Linked DNA regions of Homo sapiens: all the other regions are linked to region 1. A link is a contact called in ENCODE Hi-C or POLR2A ChIA-PET data. All regions are on one chromosome and are shown on one strand. Each heading gives the region's core, a stretch centred on a gene start or an enhancer-like site at or near the end of the contact. The rest is flanking DNA. Distances are from core to core; before and after follow the strand shown.

The links. A loop is a pair of places that touch in the nucleus more often than their neighbours do. ChIA-PET counts read pairs that join two places held with the same protein, here RNA polymerase II (POLR2A). Pooled maps may share reads with other maps.
Region 2: a map of ascending aorta shows a loop between it and region 1 (2.7-fold over the local background). The contact joins the enhancer-like site here to the promoter of LINC02298 in region 1. A Hi-C loop is called at or near these places in 5 of 168 maps with a recorded cell type or tissue (Right ventricle myocardium superior, ascending aorta, colonic mucosa and 2 more) and 13 of 50 pooled maps. POLR2A ChIA-PET finds 5 or more read pairs at or near these places in 1 of 52 experiments (H1).
Region 3: a map of Right ventricle myocardium inferior shows a loop between it and region 1 (4-fold over the local background). The contact joins the enhancer-like site here to the promoter of LINC02298 in region 1. A Hi-C loop is called at or near these places in 6 of 168 maps with a recorded cell type or tissue (GM18951, Right ventricle myocardium inferior, adrenal gland and 3 more) and 5 of 50 pooled maps. POLR2A ChIA-PET finds 5 or more read pairs at or near these places in 2 of 52 experiments (activated T-cell and naive thymus-derived CD8-positive, alpha-beta T cell).

Annotation. Positions count from the first base shown.
Region 1 is chr14:105,092,897-105,095,817 of GRCh38, forward strand. LINC02298 (long intergenic non-protein coding RNA 2298) reads left to right here and starts at 1,251. Exons shown (of 6, transcript NR_110546.1): 1 at 1,251-1,320; 2 at 2,431-2,546; 3 at 2,644-2,872. RefSeq lists silencers at 300-559, 870-919, 1,090-1,139 and an enhancer at 782-1,404.
Region 2 is chr14:105,257,620-105,260,319 of GRCh38, forward strand. All of the region lies in intron 3 of BRF1 (BRF1 general transcription factor IIIB subunit), which reads right to left. Among named protein-coding and RNA genes, the nearest start is that of BTBD6, 10 kb to the left of the region's middle. Within about 2 kb of position 1,397, at least 4 of the 41 ENCODE cell types and tissues checked have a DNase peak (open chromatin) inside an H3K27ac peak, as active enhancers do.
Region 3 is chr14:105,336,809-105,339,597 of GRCh38, forward strand. All of the region lies in intron 1 of PACS2 (phosphofurin acidic cluster sorting protein 2), which reads left to right. Among named protein-coding and RNA genes, the nearest start is that of PACS2, 23 kb to the left of the region's middle. RefSeq lists enhancers at 752-1,417, 1,418-2,083. Within about 2 kb of position 1,428, at least 8 of the 41 ENCODE cell types and tissues checked have a DNase peak (open chromatin) inside an H3K27ac peak, as active enhancers do; they include heart right ventricle, where a contact is called at or near this core.

The DNA.
Region 1 (2,921 bases), core at 1-2,500:
ACCCTCCTTCCTGGTGGGTCCTTACTCCCAACCCTGGCCTGGCCATGGGATTGCCAGGGTCTGGTGGGGGGGGGGTCCCTTTCCAATGGGGCGCCTTCCTATGCAGACAGAGGAGAGGGGAGTGGTCAGGCTGGGTCCTCAAGGTGCCCAGACAGGGGTGCGAGGAGGCAAGTGCTCACCGGAGCAGCCAGGAACGCTCCCTGGAGGAGGGGGCCCGGAAGCTCCCTGGCTGCAAGAGTGGATTCCTGAGCAAAAGCTCCGCGGGTGGAGAAAGAGAGTATGGCGGGGGCCACGGGGGTCCGAGTCCCGACACGCGGCTGCGCACTCGCTCCCCTGCACCGCGGGCGGGGCTGGGGCCGGAAACGCGCGCGGCGGCCTCGGATTCCTGCGCGGTGGGACAAGCCCGCGCCTGCGCGCCGCCCGGACAGGGCACGTCGCCCGCGAGGGGGGTGGCGGGCCCAGGAGGAGGGGACCCCGACAGCCCCTCACCGCCTGCCGGGGCGGGCCGCCACGCTGGACGGGGGCAGCGCGGGGCGGGGTCGGGGGGCGGCAGAAGGCGCCTTTGTGCGTCGCGTCCCCGAGCGTGTCGCGGCGGGCCCGGCACCGGCCCCGCTCCAGCGCCCGCCCCCGGCCCGCGCCCCGGGCCCCGCGCGCATACCTGGCGAGGCCACGAGGGGATTCTGCGGGCCGAGCCCCGCCTGGGCTGCGCCGCCGCAGGCGGGAGAGGCTGAGGATTCTTTTGGGAAGCCCCTCCGCCGGCTGTAACCCCAGGGCCGTGCCACCCTCCTGATCACCGCAAGCATGGACCCCCCAGCACGCTGCGGGTGGGACAGGCAGGGCCCCTGTGGGGTGGCTTGACTGGCCTGGAGTTGGGGACGAAGTCCCCGGGCTTGGTCCCCCGAGGGCTTGGTTGGGCGTCCCGGGGTAGGTGGCTGCCGCGGCGATGTGGGCGGCTTGCGTGTGGCCGATCGGGGTCGCTGCTGAGCCCCGGAGAGCGGAGGGTCCAGGCTAGGCTGGGGGAGCGAGAGGCGAGGGCGGAGCCGCGGAGGTGTGGGCGGCTTTCGTGGTCCGAGAGGCCCCAGGTTCCCGGCAGGGCGGGGAAGGCTGGGGCGGGGCCAGAGCCGGAGCCGCGAAGCCGCGATGGAGAGGGCCTGGAGGGTGCGCCAGGAGCCGGCGTCAGGGCCTGCCTCCATCTCCTCCAACCCCCACCCCATTTATTCCTGTAACAAATCCCTACCGGGAGCTGGCACAGCAGCTGTGCGCTGGGGACACACGAGATGCTCACCCTCCCTGCCCTCCAGGAGCTTGGACTCAGCTGAGGTCTGCAGGGGCCAGCAGGAGCAGGGCCGAGGGCCCTGGTGGGAAGGTCGTGGCCCACTAGGGAAGGCTGGGCCCGGGGGGTCAGGTGGAGGGCAGGCTGAGCTGCGAGCTGTGTCTTCAGCCTACAGCAAGGCCACCACTCCCAGCGCCTGGCCTCCTCGCTCCCGAAAGCTCAGCTCAGCCTACATGTGCCGACCCCTCTGTCCCCCAGGCCCAGGTTGGGCACTGGTCAGGACGGTGCTCCCAGAGGGACCCAGTAACAGGAGGAGCTAGGGTGAGAGCATGAGGGTGGGGGGAGCGGCAGAGAGGAGGGAGAGGCAGGAGGTGCTCAGGGCAGGAGTGTCTGGAGTGAGGAGGGAGAGGCAGGAGGTGCTCAGGGCAGGAGTGTCTCGAGTGGGTCTGGACAGGAACAGGAAGGGCATTCCAGGCAGAGGGGCCCAAAGAAGCAAAGGTGCACCAGGGAGAAATGCCCGCTGTGCTCCACCACAGTGGAGGTGCAAACCTCAGCATGGAAGATGAGGCTGGAGGGAGGGGCCTGGGCTGGAACATGGCCAGGATGGCAGTGGGGAGCCATTGGAGATGTTTGAGCCGGGGAGTGACAGGGTCAGATTCGAGTTTTGGAAAGATAACATCTTGAGCCATTAAACAGATTTCTAGGATTTCAGGTTTATTTATTTATTTATTTAGAGACTCACTTCACTCTGTTACCCAGGCTGTAGTGCAGTGGTGCGATCTCTGCTCACTGCAATCACTCAAGGCCAAGTGATTCTCATGCCTCAGCCTCCTGAGTAGCTGGGACTACAGGCGTGCACCACCATGCCCAGCTAATTTTTGTATTTTTAGTAGAGGCGGGGTTTCGCCATGTTGGCCAGGCTGGTCTCGAATTCCTGGCTGGGATTACAGGCGTGAGCCACCACGCCCTGCTGGATTTTGGATTCTTGATACGTATCATCAACCACTCTCCAGAGTTTGGCCAGCTTCACGCTCCATCAGTGGTCTCACCATAGACCTTCTAATCTTGATTGTGTTGGCTGGTGTCTATTTTCTAATGGTGTTTGGTTTTGGAACCTGCATTTCTTTGAAAAAGAGTGAGCATGTGCATTTTCCCAGATGCCTGGTATCCAACTGCACTTCTCCATGTGTGCATTGTCCCCTGAGCTGGCAAGAAGATCCTACTAGTTGGTCTGCATGCCATGCCAGCTCGGCCTTGCACCCTGGGGGCCCAGGTAACTAGCTCTCACCAACAGAAAGAGATGTGATGGACATCACCTGAGGCCAGACCCTAAGACCTCTGTGTGCCCCCTCCGTGTCTCCTGTCTGCAGCTGTTGTCCACACCAAGGGTGGCCTACAGAGGGAAGTGAGGACCTTGGGACTTCCTCCAGGACAGCCCTCGCTGTCCAAATCTCCACCTGCTGCAGAGCTGCCTCCAGTCAAGCCCTTGTTTCCAGCTTTCTGTGCCCTAAATAAACTTCTGCTGGGATTGAGCCATCAGCATTCTGTGGTGGGCGTCGCTGCTGCGAGGTTGCCCTCGTGCACACAAGCTCCTCACAGGTAAAGGTGATCTGCCTGTGGACATACTTGTTACAGAAGTTTCCCACCT
Region 2 (2,700 bases), core at 147-2,646, 160 kb after region 1:
ACGGGCAGGACCGACTGCAGCACAGCCAACAGCCTCACAAGAGGCACTATGAGAAGACCGGCGGCAGGGGTGGGGCCAGTGACATCAAAGGAAACCAAAGGAAAGCAGTAAGAACTACCTGGGGAAACGCCCGTGACAGCCAACACACACCAACGGGAAAAGTGAACGAGGCCAGAAGGCTACACCCTGTGTGACTCCAAGCATACACCTTCCGGAAAAGGCAAAACTATGGAGACAGCATTAGGTCAGTGGCCACCAAGGGCTGGGGAAAGGCAGGGTGGGTGGGCCGAGAGGAGGGTTCCAGGACGCTGCAGCTCTGCACCACTCCGCACTGGTGGGTTCACATATTGCATATTTGTGAAAACCCATAGAAGGCACAGCCCCAAGAGTGAACCTCAATGTGAACTGTGGACTTTTCTTATCAACAACTTGGCAAGACGGGCTCATCAACCATAACAAATGGACCAGCTAACACAAGATGTTAATAACATAGGGAAATTGGGGATTGAAGGGGGTGTATGGGAACTCTGTACTTTCTACACAATTTTTCTGTAAACTAAGACTGCTCTAAGAAATAAACTCTACTGGGCTGGACGCGGTGACTCACGCCTGTAATCCCAGCACTTCGGGAGGCCGAGGTGGGTGGATCACAAGGTCAGGAGATCGAGACCATCCTGGCTAACATGGTGAAACCCCGTCTCTACTAAAAATACAAAAAAATTAGCCGGGCGTGTTGGCGGGCACCTGTAGTCCCAGCTACTTGGGAGGCTGAGGCAGGAGAATGGCGTGAACCCAGAAGGCGGAGCTTGCAGTGAGCCGAGATGGCGCCACCGCACTCCAGCCTGGGCGACAGAGCGAGACTCCGTCTCAAAAAAAAAAAAAGAAATGAACTCTAAGGCCAGGCGCAGTGGCTCACGCCTGTAATCCCAACACTTTGGGAGGCCGAGGTGGGAGGATCACCTGAGGTCAGGAGTTTGAGACCAGCCTGGCCAACATGGTGAAACCCCGTCTCTACTAAAAATACAAAAATTACCCAGGGGGTGGTGGCGGGCACCTGTAATCCCAGCTACTTGGGAGGCTGAGGTGGGAGAATTGCTTGAACCCAGGAAGCAGAAGTTGCAGTAAGCAAATATCGCACCACTGCACTCCAGCCTGGGCAACAGAGCGAGACTCAGTCTCAAAAAAAAGAACTCTATTTAAATAAGAAAAAGAATAAAGGCCAAAATAAAAAAAGGCAAAACAATTCAACAGAAGCTTCATGAAGACAAAAAAAAATAGCCAACAAGCACATGAAAAAGAACTCAACTGCATTAATCATCAGAAATGCAAACAAAACTGTGACAATGCCACGAGCCCGCGACGTCACTGAATGCCGGCGAGGATGTGGGGCAAGCACAGCTCACCCATGCTGCTGATGGAAGCGTGAAGTGGTACAACCACCTTGGGAAAAGGCCTGGAAGTTTCTTACAAAGCTAAACACACACCTCTGACCCACCTATTCCACTCCTAGGTATTTACCCAAGAGAAATAAAAACAGATGTCAGCCAGGTGCAGTGGCTCACACCCATAATCCCAGCACTTTAGGAGGCTGAGGCCAGCAGATCACCAGAGCCCAGGAGTTCAAGACCGGCCTGGGCAACACAGTGAGACCCTGTTTCTACAAAAAAATCCAAAAATTAGCCGGGTATGGTGACAAACACTTATTGTCCCAGCTACTCAGAAGGCTAAGGCAGGAGGATTGCTTGCACCCAAGAGGTCGAGGTTGCAGTGAGCTGTGATTGCACCACTGCACTGAGCTGGGGCCACAGAGTGAGACTCTGTCTCTAAAAATAAAAAGAAATATGTCCACAAAAAAACTTGTAGAAAAATGTTCATAGCAGCTTCATTCAGAACAGCCAAAAACGGGGAGCAGTCCAGGTGTCCATTAATACAAGAATACTCTGGCTGGTATTCACACAGCAATACCACTCACCATACAAAACACCATGGGCGCCTCTCAAAACCATGTCCACCGGACACGGGGCTCACGCCTGTAATCCCAGCACCTTGGGAGGCCAAGGCGGGCAGTCACTTGAGGCCAGGAGTTTGAGACCAGCCTGGCCTACACAGCAAAACCCTGTCTCTACTAAAAATACAAAAGATGAGCTGGACATGGTGGCGTGCCCCTGTAGTCCCAACTACTTGAGAGGCTAAGGCATTAGAATCGCTTGAACCCAGGAGACAGAGGTTGCAGTAAGCTGAGATGGAACCATACTGCACTCAGCCTGGGCGACAGAGCTACATTCTGTCACCAAAAAAAAAAGCATGTGAAGTGACAGGGCACAGATCATATGATTCCATTTATAGGGCATTCTAGAACAGGCACAACTGGTCTGTAGTGGAAGGAAATGGAAACAGCGGTTGCCTTTTGCGGGGCTGGGACTGTTGGAAGGGGCATGAGGTCTGTCCACAGAGCCCTGCTCTGGGCTGACGGGTGACCGTTTGTCAGAACTCTCCAGATGGAGCAATTAGGGCCTGTGCATCTCACTTTAAGCCAACTTTACCTTCAGAGGAGAAAAAGACCCAGGAACGATGCTCACCCCCATTGAGCTGATGGTCTGCCTGCTGAAGGACTGTGTGCAGTACACAGACGTCTGCAACTTGCCTTGAAATGTGCCAAAAAATAAGATGGTGAGGGCAGCATAGCTTTGGGGAGCGGAC
Region 3 (2,789 bases), core at 178-2,677, 240 kb after region 1:
CAGGACGGCAGCCCCTCGGGAAATGAGACAGAGTTACCGTCAGAGTTACTGTGTGAGCTAGCAGTTGCACTTCTCAGTAGAACCCGGGAGCACTGACGCAGGGCCTCCAGGGGAGATCTCCACCCTGTGTTCACAGCAGCCTTACTCACGGTGACTGCGTGATGGACGCAGCCTGTATCCATCCTCGGACAAACAAGTCAGCACCATGTGGCCCTCCGCACCACCCAGCATCACTGGGCCCTCGGTCAGCACCGCGTGGCCCTCCACACTGTGGAATATTACTTAGCCCTGAAAAGGAAGGAAATGGACACAGGCTGCAACGTGGATGGAACTTGAGTATATTGTGCTGAGTGGAATAAGCCAGTCACAGGAGGACATGCACTGTATGATCCCATTTGTGTCAGGTCCCTAGAGTCATTGCATTCATAGGGACGGAGGTAGGATGGTGCAGCCTGGTGATGCCAGGGGCCGGGGAAGGTGGGAATGGGGAGTTGGGGTTGAATGGGTAGTTTCAGTTGCGCAAGGTGAAGAGAGTTCTCGGGATGGATGGCGGTGAGGGCTGCACAACAGCATCCACGCACGTAGTGCCACTGACCTGCACACTGAAAAATGGTTCAAACGGCAAGTTTTACGTTATATTTACCACAATAAAAAAGAGAAATAGACATCGTCAAGCTGTTCTCCAAAATAAGGCTGTCACCGTTTACCTTCCTACCAGAAAAAAACAGTTAAGTCCCAAAGCCAGGGGGAGCACCAGTGTTAACCTCCTGGGTTGGGGCTGGCTGAGCCCGTGGCTATGCCTCCCTGGGCTTAGGTGGCAACCCTGCGAGGAGCTTGGGCCTCTCGTCTTTTGGGTTCCTGTTCAAAATGGGAAGTGGTCTCCAAACCCCAGGGCCCACCTGAGCCCCCTGAGATGGGAACCTCTCCAGACCTGCCCCTGAGATCCTGTCCCACCCCTGGACAAGGGCCTCTGTGCCTCTGAACAAAACTGGGGGGCCTGGTGCAGAGTCCTAGCTCAGGCTTCCAGAAGTCAGTGGTTTGAAGGGGTGCCCACCCTTGCTCCGTTGGGACATAGGGACGCAGGTGCCTGTCTCAGCCCCCACATGTGCACCCCCAGGGGCAGCAGCGTCCCCTCCAGTCTCTGGTTTGCATCATGCACAGGAGTGGGTGGGTGGGAGTTTCAGTCTCCCAGAGAGCATACTGTTGGGCCATGCTGTCTCTGGCCTCCTCACCCATGGAGGTCCTGCCCCGCCCCCATCTGAGGCTGGGTGGCCGAGGGGTCTGTTCTCAGACTGGGGCCTGGCGCTGGCCCGGTTTCCTGGAGGAGGAAGCGGGGGAGTGACCTGCGGAGGACTTCCAGCCTCCCCTTCCGCCTGCTGTGGGCTGCATGGCGCTGGGGCTCTGCCCAGCCCTGGAGAGTGTTGGCTGCTCTCCTTCCAGCTGACATGGAAATGCCATGCAGGGCACGCACGTGGGGCACTTTCTGCTGAGTCAGGTTTCTCTGACCTTCCTGAAATGTCACTTGTTCTGTAACTCACAAAAACTGGGGTGCTGGGATATGGTGCCTTCCTTCTCCCGGAAGTCCCTGCCGAGGGGGGCGGTGGTGGGGCATTCCCAGGGGGTGTTTGTCCTTTGCTGTCTTTACTTTCCCACCTTGTTCCTTGGGCCTCCCCTGACCTATTGACCCTGCCACAGCTCGCTCACCCCAGGTCCCTGGGGGCTGTGCAGGATTCCGGGTCCTCCAGGGCCAGTGTGATCCTTGCTGGGTTCTCAGAGTGACCCTGGAGGGAGGTCCCCTGCCGACCCTCACCTCCCGTTCCCAGGTCATCTGCCCCAGGGCCAGGTGTCCATCCACCCTGACTGTGACCATGTGCCTGTGACCTGCGTGACTGACCCCTGCCCTTGGGTGCCCAGGCCTAGCAGTGCCCCATGCCACTGGGTCCCCAGGCATCTGCCAGGAAAGGACAGCTCTAAAGTGGCCAGGGCAGCAGGGGTCCTGATGTCTGTTGAAGGCCCTTGGAATTCCCTGGCTTCATTGTGCCATCTCCCCGCTCTTCTCCCTCCCTCCTGCCTCCTGTCTTCCTACTCTCTCCCCTCCTTCCACCCACCCAGCTGCTCTCCTCTCTGAGCCTGGCCCCACAACCAGAGGTGCTCACTCCTGCCTTCAACTGACTGCAGGTATCCAGGCATCTGGGCTGAGGGTGCCTCTGTGGCTTTGTTGACCAACCCAGGCTGACTTCAGAGGTGCTCTTCAGCCCCTGCTTTGCAAGTTCCTGGGGACCCGTGGCTGTCACTTTGGCCCCTTGATGTTTATGGTGGTTCCCGTAGCTAAGTGGATGCTGCCAAAGATGGAAAGTGGGGGACGCTATTCCACTGCCACTCAGAGCGAGACCAGGTGCTTCAAAAAGACTAGCAGGGTTGGGTGTGGTGGCTCATGCCTGTAACCCTAGCACTTTGGGAGGTCAAGGTGGGGGGACCACCTGAGGTCAGGAGTTTGAGATCAGCCTGGCCAACATGAGAAAAGCCCATCTCTACTGAAAATACAAAAATTAGCCGGGTGTGGTGGTATGCACCTGTAGTCTTAGCTACTTGGGAGGCTGAGGCGAAAGAATGGCTTGAACCCGGGGGCAGAGGTTGCAGTGAGCTGAGATCATGCCATTGCACTCCAGCCTGGGCAACAAGAGCAAAACTCTGTCTCTATAAAAAAAAAAAAAAAGGAAGAAAAAGAAAAGACCAGCAGGGCCAGGTGTGGTGGCTCATGCCTGCAATCCTAGCACTTTGGGAGGCTG